Linked DNA regions of Homo sapiens: region 2 is linked to region 1. Evidence: read pairs that join two places in POLR2A ChIA-PET (ENCODE). Cell type or tissue: MCF 10A. All regions are shown on one strand. Links, peaks and the distances in the headings refer to the core of each region. The heading gives the core; the rest is flanking DNA.

The links. ChIA-PET counts read pairs that join two places held together with the same protein. Peaks named below come from ENCODE experiments on the same cell type or tissue, not always from the same donor. Only the 100,000 strongest peaks of a DNase experiment are listed, where the experiment ranks them.
Region 2: POLR2A ChIA-PET joins it to region 1 with 7 read pairs; 4 of 35 experiments call an interaction of 5 or more read pairs at or near these places.

The regions. Positions count from the first base shown.
Region 1 is chr10:122,439,629-122,444,022 of GRCh38, forward strand. It overlaps a transcript of PLEKHA1 not described here. Among named protein-coding and RNA genes, the nearest start is that of ARMS2, 13 kb to the right of the region's middle. In MCF 10A, for the core only: no CTCF peak of the experiment used is centred there; a DNase peak (open chromatin) is centred at 2,523.
Region 2 is chr10:122,489,625-122,493,968 of GRCh38, forward strand. It overlaps HTRA1 (HtrA serine peptidase 1), which reads left to right. Exons shown (of 9, transcript NM_002775.5): 3 at 1-2. Among named protein-coding and RNA genes, the nearest start is that of HTRA1, 30 kb to the left of the region's middle. In MCF 10A, for the core only: no CTCF peak of the experiment used is centred there; a DNase peak (open chromatin) is centred at 1,807.

The DNA.
Region 1 (4,394 bases), core at 170-4,169:
TACGTGGGAGGCTGAGGCAGGAGAATTGCTTGAACCCGGGAGGCAGAGGTTGCAGTAAGCTGAGATGGTGCCACTACACTCCAGCCTGGGTGACAAGAGTGAAACTCCATCTCAAAAAAAAAAAGTTGGTATTCTATACTCCTTAAAGAGTTAGTGGACTTCCGCTAGGAAATCCTCTCAACCTGGTGCTCTTTTGAGGGTGTGCCATTGACAACCTCCTCATTTCCTCTATGAGAATTGATATGCTTAGGCTTTCTATCTTTTCTGGGGTCAGTTTTGATCAATTATATCCATAGAAAATTATACATTTTATCTAAGTTTTTAAATGTATTTGCATGGAGCTGAGCACAATATACAGAACTTATTTAAGGAGAAATGCATTACTGCAGATCCCACTTTGTTCTTCAACTCAAAATATCCAATGCTGTGAAGATTGCTTATATGACAAGTTGTGCTATCTTCTGATTTTTACCTGGAAGCAATGTGATCACAAACATACCACCAGATTAAAGTGGTAGTACTCAGGTAACAGGAGGCCATCCAAATTAAATTTAGGAGTCTTTAAAAAATTATCAAAATTCAATGTAAAAAGTATAATTTCTTGTAAAGAACATGTGGTTCCTGGAGAACATGTCTAGGTTCCCCATTTGAGAAACACTGTCCTAGTGAATAGCATTTGAACTTATCCTACGTTCATTGCCCTTCCATGTCCACCTTCTCACACAGTGCTTCTGTGTATATCTGGCACTCCAGTTCAACTGAACCTTTCCATCTCCCTGTTTCCCACCTTCCTGCTATTATTTGTGCTGTTTCTTCTGCCTGGAACGCCACTTTCCTAATAATTGTTGCCTGTTAATTCCACACCTTCAATTCTCACCAAAATGCCACTTTCTCCTTGAAGTGTTGGAATTGCTTTCTCATCTTTCCCATCACACAAGCCTTGGTGACCCCAAAACACTGGATTCCCTTCTCCCTTCCCATGCCAACGTTCAGTACAGTTCATTGGAACAGAATTCACTTTAAGCTTTGCTCTTAAACTTTGGCCTAGTAAATAGCTTTTCTCCTTTCACTGTAGTCCCTTTTAAAAGCCAAAGACTTCAAAATTTGGAAGAGATTAGAAAATGAAAACAGTCCAAATCCAGCTCTTTGTTGATTAGATTGGCCCAAAGGGGACATAAATAAGACAAGCAAAATGCAAACGAATTCTAGTAGTAATGGCCACTGTATAAGCACTGCACCAGTGCAGTGGTTTCAGCAGCTGGTCCTGGGCCCCTTTCATACTTAATGTATGTTTGGTTTTACGTTTAATTTTAGGTGCTAACAATTACCTCATGGGCCCCTCTTAAGTCTGCTGTGAGAGAAATCCTAATCCCCTAAGGCAGTGGTTCTCAAAGTGTGGTCCCTGAGACCAACAATGTCAACATTACTGAGAACTTGCTAGAAGTGCAAATTATTGCTCCCATCCCAGTCCTACTGAATCAGATTTTCTGGGATTAGGGCAGGCAATCTGTTTTAACAAGGCCTACAGGTGATTCTGACATCCATTAAAGTTTGAGATCGGCTGGGCATGGTTGCTCACACCTATAATCGCAGCACTTTGGGAAGCCGAGGCGAGAAGATTGCTTGAGTTCAGGAGTTCGAGATGAGCCTAGGTAACATAGTGAGACATCGTCTCTACTAAAATTCAAAAAGAATTAGGCATGGTGGTGTGTGTCTGTAGTCCCAGCGACTTGCATTGCGTGCTGAGGTGAGAGGATCGCTTGAGCCTGGGAGATCAAGGCTGCAGTGAGCCCTGAGTGTCACTGCACTCCAGCCTGGGCAACAGAGTGAGACCCTGTCTCAAAAAAAAAAAAAGTTTGAGATCCTCTGCCCTAAGATATCCATTATCCATTACATGTAAGGAATTAACTTCTCTCCTATGCGACCAGGATGGCCTTTGTTACATAGTATCCTTAGAGCTGAGAAAACAGTTACCTAAATCACTGCCTGTGTTCTGTGGTTCAGATAAAGAACCCACTGAAAGAGGCTGCGTGCATGAACCGGCTCTGACCAACTGAACATGAAACACAGGTTGGAATAAAAATATTTTTTTATTTGATGGTCTTCCATATAGACAGAATTTCATCAGGAATCAAAGAAAGGTGGTTACCACATATAAACACCAACTAAACTCTGAGCTTTCTGGCAACTGAAAAGGAAAACGTTGAGTTCTAGAATAGCCTTTGTTGTTTGATGCAACTAACCATATCACCTTTTAGAGCTAGAGAACCGTCCAGGTATTAAATGTTTGGAATCTTTTATGATGTGGATTGTGCTACAGGGGACACTGAGTAACGTGGGGACCAATGTCCTTCACAGTTTTTGTAGAAAAATTTTTAGGTGGTCTTCCATATTCACCCTTAGAAGCAAGGACAACCCTTCGAGTGTAATTCCGTGGAGATGATTTCCTTCTGACTCAAACACCCATAGCTTCCCTGTCTGTCCATTTCGTGAGCTCCTCATTACCTTCCATGACTCACTTTTCCATGTGACACGGAGCCTCCCTGGCTTCCACTGCTGATACTGACCATTCCTTTCTTTGTTCTCTATGCTGCCGTGGACACAGAGCCACCATCGCTGTTAACTGTACTAGAGTCTTTACTTTTTTTTTCTTTTGTGAGCCTAAGCCTTCCTCAAGACAAGAATCTTTGTTTTGTTTAAAAAAAGAATAGCCTTAATGTTTTTTTTTCTGATTTTAAAGTGAACACCCTATTGTAGAACATCCATGTAAGCAAAAAGAAAAAAAATAAAAATGATTTGTAATTTCTCCAAGAAATGACCTGTGTTGACATTTCAGTGATTATACTTCCAAGTCTTTTACTAAATGTGTACGTAAATAGCTTTATTTTTGTGTGTGTAAAAATCTGTAGCCTCTGTAAACAAGCCAAATGTCATATACACCCCACACAAAACAATAAAAGCAAAAATCACCAGACTTCTCATGACTCGACTTTGTTCTGGATGGCTCTTTGTGCTTATTTACACATAGACATTGGCAAGTTGACATATTTGGGACCATGCCATACATGTTGTTTTGTAGCCTGTTTTCCATGTAGCAGTATGTTACAGACACCCTCACTTATCAATAAATATATGGACACCACTATTTATAAAGGCTTAAACTTTGGTCTTCCCTTGTGTATTTATACAGAAAAAAACTTTAACCATTCCTTTACTGGACATTTTGATTGTTTCTACTTCTTCACTTTTTTTTTTTTTTTTTTTTTGAGACGGAGTCTTGCTCCGTCGCCCAGGCTGGAGTGCAGTGGTGCCATCTTGGCTCACTGCCAGCTCCACCTCCCGGGTTCATGCCATTCTCCTGCTTCAGCCTCCCGAGTACCTGGGACTACGGTGCCTGCCACCACGCTCAGCTAAGTTTTTGTATTTTTTTTTCAGTAGAGACGGGGTTTCACCGTGTTAGCCAGGTTGGTCTGGATCTCCTGACTTCATGATCTGCCCGCCTTGGCCTCCCAAAGTGCTGGGATTACAGGCGTGAGCCACCACGCCCGGCCATTCACTATTTTAACAATACTGCAGGCCATGTCTTTTCTCCACTAGTAATACACTCCCAGGCATGGGTTTGTTGCTCTCAAAGGTATATGCACTTCCTACCATGGTCAAATGACATAGGAAGGATGTACAAATTTATGCTCCCATCAGTAGTGCATAACAGTGCAGGCCGGGCATGGTGGCTTACGCCTGTAATCCCAGCACTTTGGGAGGCTGAGGTGGAGAGATCACCTGAGGTTGGGAGTTCGAGATCAGTCTCACCAACATGGAGAAACCCCATCTCTACTAAAAATACAAAATTGGCCGGATGTGGTGGCACATTCCTGTAATCCTAGCTACTTGGGAGGCTGAGGCAGGAGAATCGCTTGAACCCGGGAGGCGGAGGTTGCAGTGAGCCGAGATCATACCATTGCACTCCAGCCTGGGCAACAAGAGCGAAACTGCGTCTCAAAAAAAAAAAAAAGTGCCCATTTCCGCACATCCTTGACAGTACTGGGTTTTGTCCATACTTTTAATTTTTGGCAATCTGATTAAAGAAAAATGATATATTATGATTTTTATATTTATTTGAAAACTATAAGGTTTTTTTAAATGTTAACATTTCTATTTATCCTTTTTGTGAATTGCCTGTTTTTATCACAAGCTTTTCATTGCTGTTTGAAGTTTTCTTATTTATTTCTAAGAATCCTTTATATATAAACTATTAATCTTTTTTCTGTATTTACTTATCTTTGTCCTGTATTGAAATATTCTCGTTCATCATTTGTCTCTTATTTTAAATATGGTTATTTTAAATTTCTTTTTGGATTTAGCCTTTGTTGTCACACTTAATAATTTACCACACA
Region 2 (4,344 bases), core at 1-4,000, 50 kb after region 1:
AGGTAAGGGTGTTCTCGCCTGCAGAGGTGAGTTCTCAGATGCCCCGGAACACCCTTGGCAAAGGCACCAGAGCTCTCTGATTGCAGCTGATTCTCGGGGGGCACTGAAGCCAGTCTGAGCCAGTCACAGGAGGGCCTTGAGGAGATGCTGAGTATGGCCTGGGGGTGTGGGAGAGGAAGGGGCTCAGGAAAACTTCTGTAAGGAGCCAGATAAAAGTTTTTAAAATAATGTTTTAAATGTTTGTCAAAGAAAGCAATAGATTTGTAAAGAAATTAGTAGGTAAGTAGTGAAAATTGATTCTCCTTCCCATTCCCAATCCTGTGGCAACTCTTGTTACAGATTTTATTTATCCTCCACAGATACATCATGCGTTCACAATGAACATAGAATTTACTGGGTTTTAGACTGAGCCATCCTTAACTTGTCAACAGTTACTTTGAAAACAAACCAGCTCTCCCAAATTGGGGTTTTGCGGGGTTATGAGATGTGTTTCAAAAGAATGTTTCGTACTTTAAACATCTTGGAAAACTTGAATTAAAACAGAGCTAATGGATTTCTTCTTTCCAGACCTTCTCAGAGCTTTTAGTATGCTAGTGTGCACGTGGCTTGCCTACAAAAGGGTGTTGACTGAACTATTTGCCCAAATTATAATCATTTGAGTATACAGCTTTTTGTGGGGGCAGGCAGAACTGAGACATACCAAAATCAGTTTGGGAAATGCTGTATTTGAAAATGCTTTCTATTTAAATATTCTCTTTGCAATCATTTTTGCTCTGTTGATTTGCTTAGCAAAGTCTTCATGTCTGGGACAATATCCATTTCTTACTGACTCATCAAAAACCCCCACTCGACACGTCGATGAGAGAGGTTTTGTTTGCTGTGTGGCATGTTCAGTGAAAGCGTGGTTTCCAGTTTCTTCACATCCTTATAATTTTCTAGACTTCAGATGGAGGGAACAATCAGAGGAGGCTGGAATCCTGCCTCTGACCAAGGAAAAGACCAGAGGCTGAGCCAGGTGGGGTCTCTTGTCCAGCCCTCTGCTTGCCTCGCTTTACCTGGGTGTGGGCTGAGTAATTCCAGACAAGCGTGGAATTAATCTGGCTGTTTGTGCTGTTCAGTGGCACGCTGGTTACACCTCCTTCTGGAAACAACTCTGCGTGTGCTGTTTGGGTGGTAGGATTCCGGGTCTCCTTCTCCGTCTTTTTATAACATCAAGTTGCTGCCCAGCTCAGGCTCCTTTACGGCCAGTCTTCAGAAAACCACCAGCTAACACATTTACTACCCTCCTTCCCCGATGTTCCTGTAGCTTCTCTATGGCTGGGTGGCCAGGCATGGCCGAAGAGGCTCTGGGTAGATATAGGCTCTGTGCCCGGTGTGTGTAACTGGCCTTGAGTGAGGCTGCAGTTGTGTGTTATTTCTATTAGGTCACTGTGGAATTTCTAGCGACAACTAATCTTTCAAAGTGTGTTTATTGGTCACAGGATTATTGGGCCAGCCTCTGCCTTCATTCTTTTTCACCTAATCTGCATAATAGCTGTGTTATCCCCATTTTAGAGAAGAAGAAACAGGGGCTCAGAGAAGTCTAGTAACCTGTGTGAGGCCACACAGCAAACACCTCATGACCCTGCCCTCCTAAGGCAGCCCATGGCTACTGCTGGAGGGATAGAGGCCGGCCCCGTGGTTTGATGGGACAGCTTGACCTTAAACAGCCCATGGGAAGGCGGGTGCATCTGGTTTAGGAACAGGCTGCTAGAAAGGTATCCAGGATGTGGTAGTCTCACCGGAAGGAGCCAGTCAGAATAGCACAGCCTGTGGCCACGCGTGGGACCTGTTCAGCCTCATGGAGCTTTGGGAGGCAGCCAGCAGCAGGGCATGGGCTGTGTGCAGGCGAGGCGCTGGCCTGGACGCCGCCCCCACTGCGTAACTTCGTGTTTGGAATGCGTGGGCACATACCGTGCGGCTGCTTCTGGCCGGGGGATATTCTTTTCCAATTTTGAGCCAAGGTGGAGACTGTCTCCTCGTGCCATCCCTGGCATGTCCTGGCAAGACGTGAACGATCTCAATAGACGAGCTTTGCAGAGTGTGTCTGACCTGACTCCTGCTGTCTTGGGAGTTTAGCTCTTCAGCCAGCAGCATGCTGTTTGACATGTGTTTCAAGCCCCCCAAGAAAGGGTGCTTGAAATTTAAAATTGAACTGATGTGGCTTTTCAAAATGGAATTGGAAATGAAAGGATATTAAATTGCAGACACCCACACAAAAGACTGGTTTCCACTGACTAAACTGCTTTTTTTTGCTGATAGTAGTTGAAAGTAGGGAGAGTAACAGCATCTCTTCCAGCTTTTTCTCTTTTGTTCCCTTGTTTTGATGATGGGTTATTTCGGGGGAAGCTCTGGCTGGCCTTGCTTTGTGTCATCTTAGGGATAACAAAGAGGATGAAAGAGATCAGGAAAACCGAGAAGGCAGAACAGAACCAGCAGAAACTGTGCTTGAGGAATGAAAATCACCTACACGGCTCCTTGTCATATGAGACTGTGGCCCAGCCTCCTGCAAAGCCATTTAAGAGTAACCCAGTGAAGCTGGTGAGACTGCCTGCCGCGTCCGTGGGCCCAGTGACTAACTCGGTGGCTTATCATCTGGGCCCAGCTCCTCCCCTGGCATCCTGATTTCACTTGGAGGGGCCCCCGTTGTCCTTCATAAACATGTTTATTTCATTTTATTTTTATGTTTTGAGACAGAGTTTTACTGTTGCCCAGGCTGGAGTGCAGTGGCGCCATCTCCGCTCACTGCAACCTCCACCTCCAGGACTCAAGTGATTCTCCTGCCTCAGCCTCCTGAGTGGCTGGGACTACAGGCGTGCACCACCATGCCTGGCTACTTTTTGTATTTTTAGTAGAGACCGGGTTTTGCCATGTTGGCCAGGCTGGTCTCAAACTCCTGACCTCAGGTGATCCACCTGCCTCAGCCTCCCAAAGTGCTGGGATTACAGGTGTGAGCCATTGCGCGTGGCTGTAAACGTGATATTCTTGAGACTTTCAGTGAAATAAGAATTGCCACGGACATCTGTGGTCATTGTCCACTTGCCACTCACCTACCCCCTTTTCTGGCAGCAACAGCCGGCATTTCACATGTCCATCATCGGACAGCGTAGGTGGGACCATCAGTCATGGTGTCCTACCCTCTGTGGCCAAGGAGTGGACACAGGACCCAGTTAGGGCAAGCAGAGGCTCCCCTTGGAATCGCAAAGTGAAGCTGGATGCCACCCACAGAGACTAACATGGTGAAGCTGCTGTAGCCCCTGCTGTTGAGCCCCCAGCACTGCCTGAGTTCTTGCACTTTGTGAGTCCAGTTTAATATCTGCTTTTCCTCCCATTCTTGGAGCTCCCCTCACATCTCCAGTGGCTTGAAGTTGCCAGAGATGTTTCTGGGCTTGTGACCAAATGACTCCTTTTCTGCTTCTCACTGCTGAGCAGACACATGTGCGCTCACTTTGCCTGCTGAGTCTTGGGACCCGGAAGAGCTTTTGGGAGACAATCACGGACCAGCCCCCTCTTGCCTGCCCTGCTGTCTCCCTCCAAGCAGGAGGTGAGAAGGTGTCCACCTGCAGCCCCGGCCAGGCATCCCTTTCTGTGCTTCTGCCCAAATCTGAAATTCCCCTCTCCTTGGGACCCACGACTGGGGCCAGCCTGCCTGGGGAGGGAATCCCAGCTGCAGAAAGTCGGGACAGTGTGCGTGTAAACATGTTAATAGAAAGCAGCTTTGAGGGCAGACTAGTTCAGCTTCAGTTACAAACTCTTTCCAAATGCGTTTAACATGAGCCACTGGCTGTGCGCAGCATATGTCAAGCTTTCATCCAATGGTGGCATTTTGTCCCTGCGGGGTTTTTTTTTCCTGAGCAGTTTGGGGCAGGGGTGGGGACAGGGAGAGAGAAAAGTAAAAAGAGAGCAGTTTGGTTTCTTCAGGCTGGAGTACAAGGCAGAGGTAATGGGATGTATTGAAGAAGGTAGGAGGGAAAGTTACTTTAGCTACAGCTATTTGTCCAGCTGTGCTGATTAAGAAACTTGGAGAAAAGCATCTTTGGAATCATGTCCTTCCCATCTTATATACAGCCTTTGCAGATTTCCTGCTGTTCTGAGAGAGATCTGAACTCCTTACCAGGACCTTGAGGGCCCCACCTGATTGGGCACCCCTCACTCTCTCTGCCCCTCCTCCCCTTCCCCTCCTCCCCTCCTTTCTCCACCCCCACCTGCTCTGCTCAGACACCCCTTCCTTGGTTGCTTCCCACAGGCCAGGGCTGTCCCCTGGGGCCTTGGCTGTTCCCCTCCCAGGAGCGCCCCTCTCCAGCT